Linked DNA regions of Homo sapiens: regions 1 and 3 are each linked to region 2. The links are chromatin contacts, found by Hi-C or POLR2A ChIA-PET in ENCODE. All regions are on one chromosome and are shown on one strand. Each heading gives the region's core, a stretch centred on a gene start or an enhancer-like site at or near the end of the contact. The rest is flanking DNA. Distances are from core to core; before and after follow the strand shown. Region 1 overlaps LOC124904475 (a long non-coding RNA gene). Region 2 overlaps LOC105371664 (a long non-coding RNA gene). Region 3 holds the start of GLRX2 (glutaredoxin 2).

What was found. Hi-C counts contacts between places; a loop is a spot of excess contacts on that map. ChIA-PET counts read pairs that join two places held with the same protein, here RNA polymerase II (POLR2A). Pooled maps may share reads with other maps.
Region 1: a pooled map shows a loop between it and region 2 (5-fold over the local background). The contact joins two enhancer-like sites. A Hi-C loop is called at or near these places in 4 of 50 pooled maps. POLR2A ChIA-PET finds 5 or more read pairs at or near these places in 2 of 52 experiments (CD4-positive, alpha-beta T cell and activated B cell).
Region 3: a loop to region 2 is called in a pooled map, with 5 times the contacts of the local background. The contact joins the promoter of GLRX2 here to the enhancer-like site in region 2. A Hi-C loop is called at or near these places in 5 of 50 pooled maps.

Annotation. Positions count from the first base shown.
Region 1 is chr1:193,477,819-193,480,836 of GRCh38, forward strand. The region is part of intron 3 of LOC124904475 (a long non-coding RNA gene); the gene reads left to right. Among named protein-coding and RNA genes, the nearest start is that of LINC01031, 170 kb to the left of the region's middle. Within about 2 kb of position 1,598, at least 5 of the 41 ENCODE cell types and tissues checked have a DNase peak (open chromatin) inside an H3K27ac peak, as active enhancers do.
Region 2 is chr1:192,514,741-192,518,226 of GRCh38, forward strand. It overlaps LOC105371664 (a long non-coding RNA gene), which reads right to left. Exons shown (of 5, transcript XR_002958418.2): 5 at 1-3,223. Among named protein-coding and RNA genes, the nearest start is that of RGS1, 59 kb to the right of the region's middle. RefSeq lists enhancers at 1,898-2,017, 2,078-2,197. Within about 2 kb of position 2,196, at least 7 of the 41 ENCODE cell types and tissues checked have a DNase peak (open chromatin) inside an H3K27ac peak, as active enhancers do.
Region 3 is chr1:193,103,531-193,106,706 of GRCh38, forward strand. GLRX2 (glutaredoxin 2) reads right to left here and starts at 1,884. Exons shown (of 4, transcript NM_197962.3): 1 at 1,734-1,884. The coding sequence starts at 1,852. RefSeq lists silencers at 1,673-1,772, 1,749-2,043, 1,823-2,062.

The DNA of each region.
Region 1 (3,018 bases), core at 348-2,847, 960 kb after region 2:
AATTTAAATCTGAAACTTTGACTATCCAGTAACAGACTGAGCCAGCATTTAACAAAGCAATGAAGCAGGGAGGATCTTAAAGTCTTTAGCTTTAGTTTGGGATGGGGGTTGGTACACTTTTTCTGTAAATGGCCAGATAGTAAATATTTTAGGCTTTTCAGTACACATGGTCTATGTAGTAACTACTTGTGTAAAATGAATATTAGTACACATATGCCTTGGGATGCAGGAAATTTCAGATGATATCGTTAGCATTTTGGTGGGAGCAAATAAAGGTAAAGGCAAAGTGCTTGGTTTACAAACTTGAAAAGCTTCCTTAGGGTATTCCTTTATACAACTTAAATGTGTTGGAAACCATGTAAATGAACAGGATGCTCTCTTCAAATTTAGGACTTCCTTGGAAAAGCCATATGGAATAGTGTGTTTCAAAAAACTGACTTGTTTTTTTTCTCTTGCCCATTAGAATATCCCACTGTAATATGCTGCATTACTTTAATAAGGGTCAAATCAGAAGTCGATTGTATTCTTGTTTCATTTTTGCACAGAACAATTTTGGATAGTAGGATTAATTCTGGTTTTCTGTGGTGTTTGGCTGTTTACTGGGGGAATTTGTTGATAATGTTTTAAAAGTATACGTTAGTGTTTAACTCTCATTCATACCAGTGATGTGTTTGGAAATAATAATGTGATTCACTTACTGTTACCCTTAGAATTCTAATCAAACTTATTTTAATACCATATGGAGAGTCATGGGTTGCAGATTGTAATATAATCAAGGGAAAACAAGATTTTTAATAATCCAATTGCATTTGTCAACGGCTCAACTTATTGGTGCAGAACAGTGCACAGGACTGTAATAAGTGGTACTATTTGGTAAGGGGAAGAAGAAGCTAAAAGCAATGTTTCCTATGACATATCAAAAGGTATTTTTAAACATTATATCTATGACTACTTATCTATATAAATTCTTACTCTATGTAATATTTTACTGGAAAGAAAGTTAATGTGGTATAATAAAGTTTAGTATTTAATAAAGTAATGTAATTAAAGTAATATAATAAAATTTAGTATTTGTTAAAGTAGTTATCTTAATGGAAACCACTTATAGAAAATAACTATAGTAGGCATTTTGATCCCAATGTTATAAAGTGACTTATCCAAAATATGTAAGATTGCATTAAACTTTTGTAAGTGGTCCCCAAAATTTCAAGAAACAAATGTGTGAATTGAAGAGAAGTCACTGTATTTTTCTGGGGAAAACTTATATAATTCTTAGAAATGTCAATTTGACTGTATTGACAAAGCTTGCTTCTTTCCTCACATAGTTTATCTTATTGTGGAGCCTGTCAACTAGGAAGAGGTGAAGACTAGACTGCAATGCAGTAAGATAAGGCATTTCTTGGGGTCTTAGGAATTGCAATTTGAGGGACAGACTGAGCTAGAAACTAAACTGTGTTCTGAAGAGAGGTAGGATGGTACAGATTTGTAAAAGGATGCTGAAGGTAATCACAAGTTGTTTTGAAAGATATCACTGGTGACAGTGGTTGGTTTAGTACATGAGTCCACAGTTCATTGGTTGTCACTGTTTAGGAGTTGCAGCATTGGTGAAATTCGGCTGTTTTCCAGGATGTTGTGGTCATGGCGGTGTGACCCAGTTCAAATGTTAAAGACAAGTTCCTGTTTTGCAAGGTTTCAGGTCACGCAGGTAGTTCTTAGAATGGCTTCCTGACTGCATTTCAAGGCTCTAAACCACTTTGTATATCACATTTCACAAGCCTAATGATAACCTGAAAAAGAGAACCAGGTCTCTTTTTCTTAGCATAATAAAGACCAAGGGAGATCAATATTTATTAAATCATAAGCTCCAAGATATTATACTACACAGCACTACATAAGGGAAAAATGATGAATCAAGCATAATGGTTGTCGTAAAATAGGTACAAAAGGAAATAACAATATATGTTAAATAATGTAATTTACAGCTAAAGGCACAAGAGAAGAAATGTCTTTGGGCAATTGTAAATTATAATTAATAGTCAATTAAATTCTTCAGATAATTTCCTATTTAATTCTTGTGGATGGGCCACTCAGATTTGCAGCCCTAGTTGTGAGAACCTTCCTAAATCTTTGCCCCATTTGAGGTATGAGAAGGTAAGATTAGTATTTTCCCATTTATGGAGTTAACTAAATAATCACATAGAAACAGAATAGAATGGTGTTTAGCAATGGCTGGGGAAAGGAGGAAATCGGGAGTTGTTCAATAGATATAAATTTTTAGTTATACCAGATGAATAAGTTCTAGAGATGTGCTGTATATCACAGTGCCTATAGTTAACAATATTGTTCACTTAAAATTTTTAAGAGGGTTGATCTCATGTTATTTTTAGCACAAAAACCCTCCAAACAAAAACAACAAAAAACAAGGGCATTTAGAAATGTTTGGAAGTGATGAATGTTTATTATCTTGATTGTGGTGATGGTTTCATGGGTGGGTACATATGTGAAGTTGTATCAAGTTGTATACATTAAGCAGGTGCAATATTTTGTACATCAACGACAAAATATATTCATTCTTGCCATAGGCTGCAAGGAGTGGGGGAGATAGGAGATGGAAGAGATTGCTAATGGGTACAGGGTTTCTTTTTTGCATGATGAAAATGGTCTAAAATTGATTGTGGTGATGGTTGTCCAACTCTGTAAATATACTAAAAACCATTTAACTGTATACCTTAAATGAGTGAATTTTATGGGATGTAAATTGTTAATAAAGCCATTTAAAAAAGTAGATTTCTGTGTATTCTGCTGTGTGGCTGAATGAAGCTTCTGTTCTTTGTGATAGATGACAAAAGCCAGCCATAAAGACTGGTTTCAATCATTTAGAATTTTCATGTTATTGTTTTGATATCTAGGAATTGTGGGGGAAATCTGCTATCTTTGCCTGTTTGGTAGCAGGACCTGATTTCTCTCTGGAAGATTATAACCTTGCTGGGTCTTGGTCCATGTGGTTTGGATAGCACA
Region 2 (3,486 bases), core at 946-3,445:
GCACTATCTCAGCTCACTGCAACCTCTGCCTCCCAGGTTCAAGTGATTCTCCCACCTCAGCCTCCCAAGTAGCTGGGATTACAGGTGTGCACCACTGCACCTGGCTAATTTTTGTATTTTTAGTAGAGATGGGGTTTCACCATGTTGGCCAGGCTGGTCTCGAACTCCTGACCTCAGGTGATCCACCTGCTTCAACCTCCCAAAGTGCTGGGATTACAGGCGTGAACCACTGCACCCGGCCAGTGCAATGATTTCTAAGGCAACCAACAAGGAGTAAGATTTATATTTATTAAGCATCCGTTATATACTTGGTTTCATGCCAGATGCTTTATATTTATTATATTGTTTAATTTTTTATAGCATTCTAAATCTAACCCCATGATTCAGAGTTGACGTGAAGCTATCGTATAGCCAATCCAATTTTTTTTTTTAAGACAGGGTCTTGCTCTGTCCCCCAGCCTGGAGTGCAGTGGTGCAATCATGGTTCACTACAGCCTCAACCTCCTGGGCCCAAGCAATCCTCCCATCTCAGTCTCCCTAGTGGCTGGGACTTCAGGCCTGTGCACCACGATGCCCAGCTAAGTTTTGCATTTTTTGTAGAGACAAGGTTTTGCCATGCTGCGCAGGCTGGTCTCAAACTCCTAAGGTCAAGCGATCCACCTACCTCAGCTTCCCAAAGTGCTGGGATTACGGGTATGAGCCACCATACTTGGCCCACGAATCTAATTTTCTATGAAAGGAAAGGCACTAAAATCAACAAGTCCTGTTGAAAGTATCCGCTGTTTAGGGCCAAAGAAGCCAGGACACACATTCTGCCTCTACAGTGTGTTCTGAAACTCCAAATCCTTGTTTTTCATTTATAAACCAGGGATAATAACTATCTCATGATGGGTTGGTGATGGTTACAAGAGACAATGTAAAAGAGTAGCTATGAAGTAGGGACTAAATTAACATCAGTTTACTTCTTCTACGTGCTCCTTCTTCTTCTCCTTCCTTTTTCCCTATAGGTTTCTCTCCTGTCTTATAATCCACTTATGTTGGATAGGTAACTAAAAAATAAAATCGAAAATGGTAAAGCTGAAAGCGGCTGTAGTGGCCTTTTTTAAAAAATGAAGAGAATAAGGTCCAAGTGTTTAAAGATATAAACACAGCTAAGCAGTGGCAAATATACTAAAAAATGATCCCAAGTTCAATGTATTTTTCACTCTATCTAGATAATGTGTATAGCTAAATTAAGTTAGTTCATGTTTCACCCACCCTCCAGAATCCCTTCCATTCTAAACTCAATCAAGAATTTTTCAGCACCCAGGTTTTTACTACAGATAGCGCTTGTAAAGTTCCATGTGCCTCAAAAATGGACACAATGGCAACCTGGAGATACTACCCATGTACCCTGTTTAAAGGTTGCAGCCACTGTTTAGTTTCAAAAAATTATTGCTATGCAGAAATTTTGACCTACGGTTGCTAGATATTTTTCAAGAACAGAGTATCAGTGTAAATCTGAGTATCAGTGTAAAATTTTCTATTTTTTTTAACATTAAGAAGGCAAAATAAACCACCAGTTCGTGCCTTTCATGATAATGTCTAGAATGGAGGAAACAAGCTTTGGATAATCCAAGAACATCCATGCAAGTTCTCCTCTCAATAAAGGAATTAGGGGAGAATAGAGGAGAACTCTTTTTCCTCCCAGTTTCTGTTTTCACTTGCCTGCATTTTAAATTGAGTAAAAAGTGATCCTGAATGAGTCTGTTCTATCATATTTCCCTTCACTCTCTTTGAAGTTCAGGGCTCAAAAGTAGGAGATTAGTAAACATTTATCAATTAATTCATTGGTTGTGGGACTACTATTAATTTCTCCACCTCTCAGATTTCTTTATTTCTCCATCTCTTGATTTATTTTTTCTGCAAACACTCATTCAATAAACAGTCACTAAGCACCTGTCAGGCCCTGTGCTGGAGATGATGAAGAAATAAATAACAAATAGTCCCTGCCTTCGAAGAACTCCTAGTGTAGAGCAAGAGCTGAATATGTAAGCAAATAACTCTTTATGATGGTATGTAAAAGTTATACCGAGCATGATTAGCTTTAAAGTGGCATTTGCTTTACTTACAACCCGCCACATTGCCACAAAAGAGCTCAGAAGCTTAAAAAAAAAAAAGTGCAGCTGTCAGTAGTGATTAACACAACGGCTAGACACTGTGTATGAGAACGGATATAGGTGGTTTTATAAGGATCATGTGGTTAAGTGGGACACGCATGTTGAACAGAGTCTGCAGACATTTTGCCCAAAACTTCCTTTTGCAGTGTGCACATGTAAATGAGCCTTGCGTGGAAGTTTTTGCTTCCGGAATAAGATTGACTAGCCAGTGAAGCTCCTTATTACTCATTTCAGCAATCATTTGCTTTTCTTGATGCAATATATAAAACGTGTACAAAATACAGCAAAGGAACTTAGGTCACCCACGTTAACTTAGGACGTTTCTGTTGACTAACTTTGGGCGTTCTATTTATTAAAATTTGAAAGTCATAAATGCTGGGCTTAAAAGAAAAGAATCTCTCAGAACCTGAAATGAAAATTTAGCATTATATGACAGTTTTGAGAAAAATGATTCAGAGTTCTTTAAAAATTAAACTTCCCAAATGATTCTAGATTGAATTATATTCTGAATACCTAATATCTGCAGATTACTGTTTTAGATGCTATAGAGACAAAAAGTAGGTATATTAGCCTTCTAATCCTTAAAGAATCTGTAGTCCAATTGGGGAAGTAAGCACAAGGCAGGTGAAAAAGAGAAATAATAAAACAAAGCAGCATACAATAAATTTCCAAATGACTAATGCCAATAATCAGAGATATGTGTGCAATTAGATAACAATAACTGAGTTAGAGCCATCTAGAAAGAAATCGTACTTGATGTGAGTCTTGCAGAAGGGAATAATTTGGATAAAACAGGAGAATAATTGGTGTATAAAGGAGAAAGAAGAGTGGAGCAAAAACATAGGTGTAGATAAGCTTCAGAGAAATTTAGGAAGCAGGGATCAGACTCCCCCGGCTGTAGCAGAGGAACCCTGGGAGGACAACGAGGACTTGGAGGGAATGAAGGTTGAAGTGAGACAAACAAGAACATGAATGCAAAGCCATGGAGTTCAGACCTCCTCCCACAGGTAACGATGAGCCACTGGATATTTTCTCTTAGCTGAGTCATGTGATGAACCTGGAGGCTGCATGAAGGAAAAAGGCAAGGAGTCATAGTTAGAACTAGGTATGTTGAGAGAGATGTAAGAACTTCATCAGGCTAACAACTTGACATTTCTTCAAATATATATATTCTTTAAATAGAATGTTCAATATTTCTTTAGAAGGATTAGAAGAAACTAGCTTTATTTTATTTTATTTTATTTTATTTTATTTTATTTTATTTTATTTTATTTTATTTTTGGAGACAGAGTGTCGCTCTGTCACCCAGGCTGGAGTGCAGTGGAGC
Region 3 (3,176 bases), core at 634-3,133, 590 kb after region 2:
ATAGGCAAGTATGTATAGGAAAATAGCATGTATAGGGTTCAGTACTATCCGAGGTTTTAGGCATCCACCGAGGGTCTTGGAACGTGTCCACCACGGATAAGGGGGAACGATTATGATATCAGCTCACCTAGAGTGAGGAAGCTACAGCAAACATCAGTTTGTTCAGTTATAACAAAGAAGAGTAAGAGACAGGAATTAAACATTATAACATTATAACCTACCCAATGTTTACAATCTATTATTCCTTGCTTCCTAATAGTATTAGCAAGGAACACTTTAAAACAAAAAAAAAAGTCCTGTGCGCTTAACTCAGGAAGGAGTTAAGGGTAGCGAGCTAGGGAGACTGCAGCCAACCTGAGAGGAGGGTGAAGCTTTAAGATAAAAGAAAGTTGAGTTCCTGAAGCCTAAACCAGAAAAGGTTAGGCAGCACTGGCCTAGCCCTAAGGAAGAGCATTGGTGGAATAAATCAGCAAGCTGTATTTGGTTTATCAACTAAGAAAGCAAGTCCTTTCATCTCAGGTCCAGCACTTAAACTGTCATACCCAAACCATCTACTACAGCATTTACTACTGAAGGAGCTCCAATAGAACACAAGAGAATGTTTTCTTGGGTAGTGAGAGGAGGTAGGAGGTGCATTCTGAAATATTACCCAAATAAAAGTTTCTGGAAGACACCCTTTCCCTTCAATTTCTAGTTGACCTTGGTAAAAACTGTCGCGAACTATGAATAGAAACATGCACGGAGGAAGTAAGTGCACAATAAACATTTCATTTCAACACAGATGAAGCACCTAGTCATGCCACATTTATGGAGCGCCTACTGTGTGCTAAGTAGGCAAAGTGCTATATTGACCCCAGGGATACGCAGAAAAAAACACGGCGGGGCCTCAAAGAGCTGTCAAACACTTAACAGCCTGTGATTAGCCCTTCAGGAGGGGTCTCTAGCTTGGTCTGGAAAGTTAAACTTGAGATTCCTAGAATCTTGCAAAACTGATAGAAGCTCCCAGATCAAGTAGATAGCGAGACAGACTCTCCGGCCAAGTGCGCAGTGGCAGGCGCGGAAGTGCGAGCCGGCAGGACCGCCAGGCACCAGCCGCGCGGGCGTGGGCAGCACAGCCGCAGTTCCCTTCCACTGCAGGTCCCGAAGCCGCTGATATTCCAAACGAGGAAGTGTAAGGAAAGCACTATCCTCGGTCTAGCCGCAGGCGGCATCACCATCAGTCAGCCTCTATCCTAAAAGCTCTGGCCATTCAGCGGGAATCATCGCCTTCACTTCCTGCAGTAGGGTGGCTAAGTTTAGCAAACAAGAATGCAGGACGCCCGGTCAAATTAGAATTGTAACCAAACACCAGAAAACTGTTCCGTTTTTCCTATGTCCACTGCAGTATTTGGGACACACTTGGACTAAGAATCATTCGCTCTTTCAGAGAAATTCCAATTGATTGCGGCGTCTTGTATTTTATGTAGCAATTCACAGAGGGATGGCCTAAGTGAACATGAGTGAAGTATTTTCAACGCGAGAGTCACAGGCTCCTGAAGTCAGCACAGCCGCGGAGGGCACCCTTCCCTGCCCATCCCTCGAGCGCCTCTGCGTGTTATGACTCAGAGCCCACGCGCTAGTACGCCTCGCCCACCCGGCGCCGGGGCAAAGGGGCACCTCCGCCCACCGCTTTCTCCAGACCCCCGCAAGGCCTGCGCACCACGCCGCGGCACTCCTGCCCGCTGACCCCGTACCCAGAGGCCGCAGCTGCCGCAGCTCCCGCAGCTCCCGCCGCCCTGTCAAGCCAGCCTGCCGAGCCGCTCCTGCTCCAAACCAGCCGCGTCCCCGCCAGCGCCGCGCGGCGCCAAATCATGGTCAGAGCCCGGATCTGCAGCGAGCTCTACTGCCGGACACCGCGGATCCCGGGAGCCCGCCTCCTCCGGCCCGGCCCCCGCCTTGCCCCGCCCCGTCCCGCCCCTCCGGACTGCCCGCGCCGCCGCCGGTCACCTCCTCGCAGCTGAGCGCGTCCTCCCAGGGCTGCCCGAGCGCTGGATTCCAGCGAGTGCCACCCACGTGTAAACATCCTTTAGAGGGGAGAAGCGGCTCACTTGCTTATCTCGAGGGTTCATCCGAGCCCCGCCTCTGGATTCTTTTAGGTTTAGGGACGCTCATAAAGGCTCCCAGGCACTTGGAAGCAGTGCATGAGGATGGTGGCAGACATGCTGGGGAAACGGAGGAGAAAAAACATGACCATCCAAAACAGAATCAAAGTGGTGCCTCAGATGTTTCCAACTACCTGTTACACAAGTTTTTGTGTGGATGAAATAAGAGCCTAAATATATCCTCTTATAATTAGGCAATTGGTCGAGACCCAATGTAAATTATGGGGATATTGGGGTTTACATCCATAATTAAAAGAAAAAATCCGGTGTTGAAGGTTTACTCCAAAGAAGACAAAGATTATTTCCCACCACCTGCCAAAAAAAAAAAATTAGGAAACAAAACAAAAGAAATTAGCACAGAGATGTTTCACCATGGCTTTGGAAATGGGCGATTGCTGTTGACAGGATTATTTAAGCCACTCAGTGGTGGTAATAATAGCCTTTGTGCGTCACTATTTAAGGTTGGGGGTAAGCCTTTATTTACTGAGGACACTGAAATTCATCTTAAAGTCAAAGGTCAAATGGTACATCTAAAATTCTAAACAATTATTACAACAATCCAGAGCTTTTTTGATTCTTCATGTTCAACTAAGTGTAAAATTCATGTTACCAAAGTACAAAATAAGAACTTGTATTTCTGACAGTTCTTTTCCAACATTCAAATGGGCTATGTTTGATTACTTAATAAAAGGATGGAAGTTAGTTGCAAAAATAAATACCCCCAAAGGGTAGGAATTCATTCTTTTTAAAGACAAATTTGACTTTGAAAATTAAGGCATGTGGCCAGGCGCGATGGCCTGTCCTGTAATGTGGCCATTACAGGACTGCCCGCTGACCCCGTACCCAGAGGCCGCAGCTGCCGCAGCTCCCGCAGTGGCCAGTCCTGTAATCCCAGCACTTTAGGAAGCCGAGGCGGGCGGGTCACCTGAGGTTGGGGGTTCAAGACCAGCCCCTCCAATATTGGTGAAACGCCGTCTCTACTAAAAATACAAAATTAGCCGGGCGTGGTGGCGCATGCCCGTAATCCCAGCTACT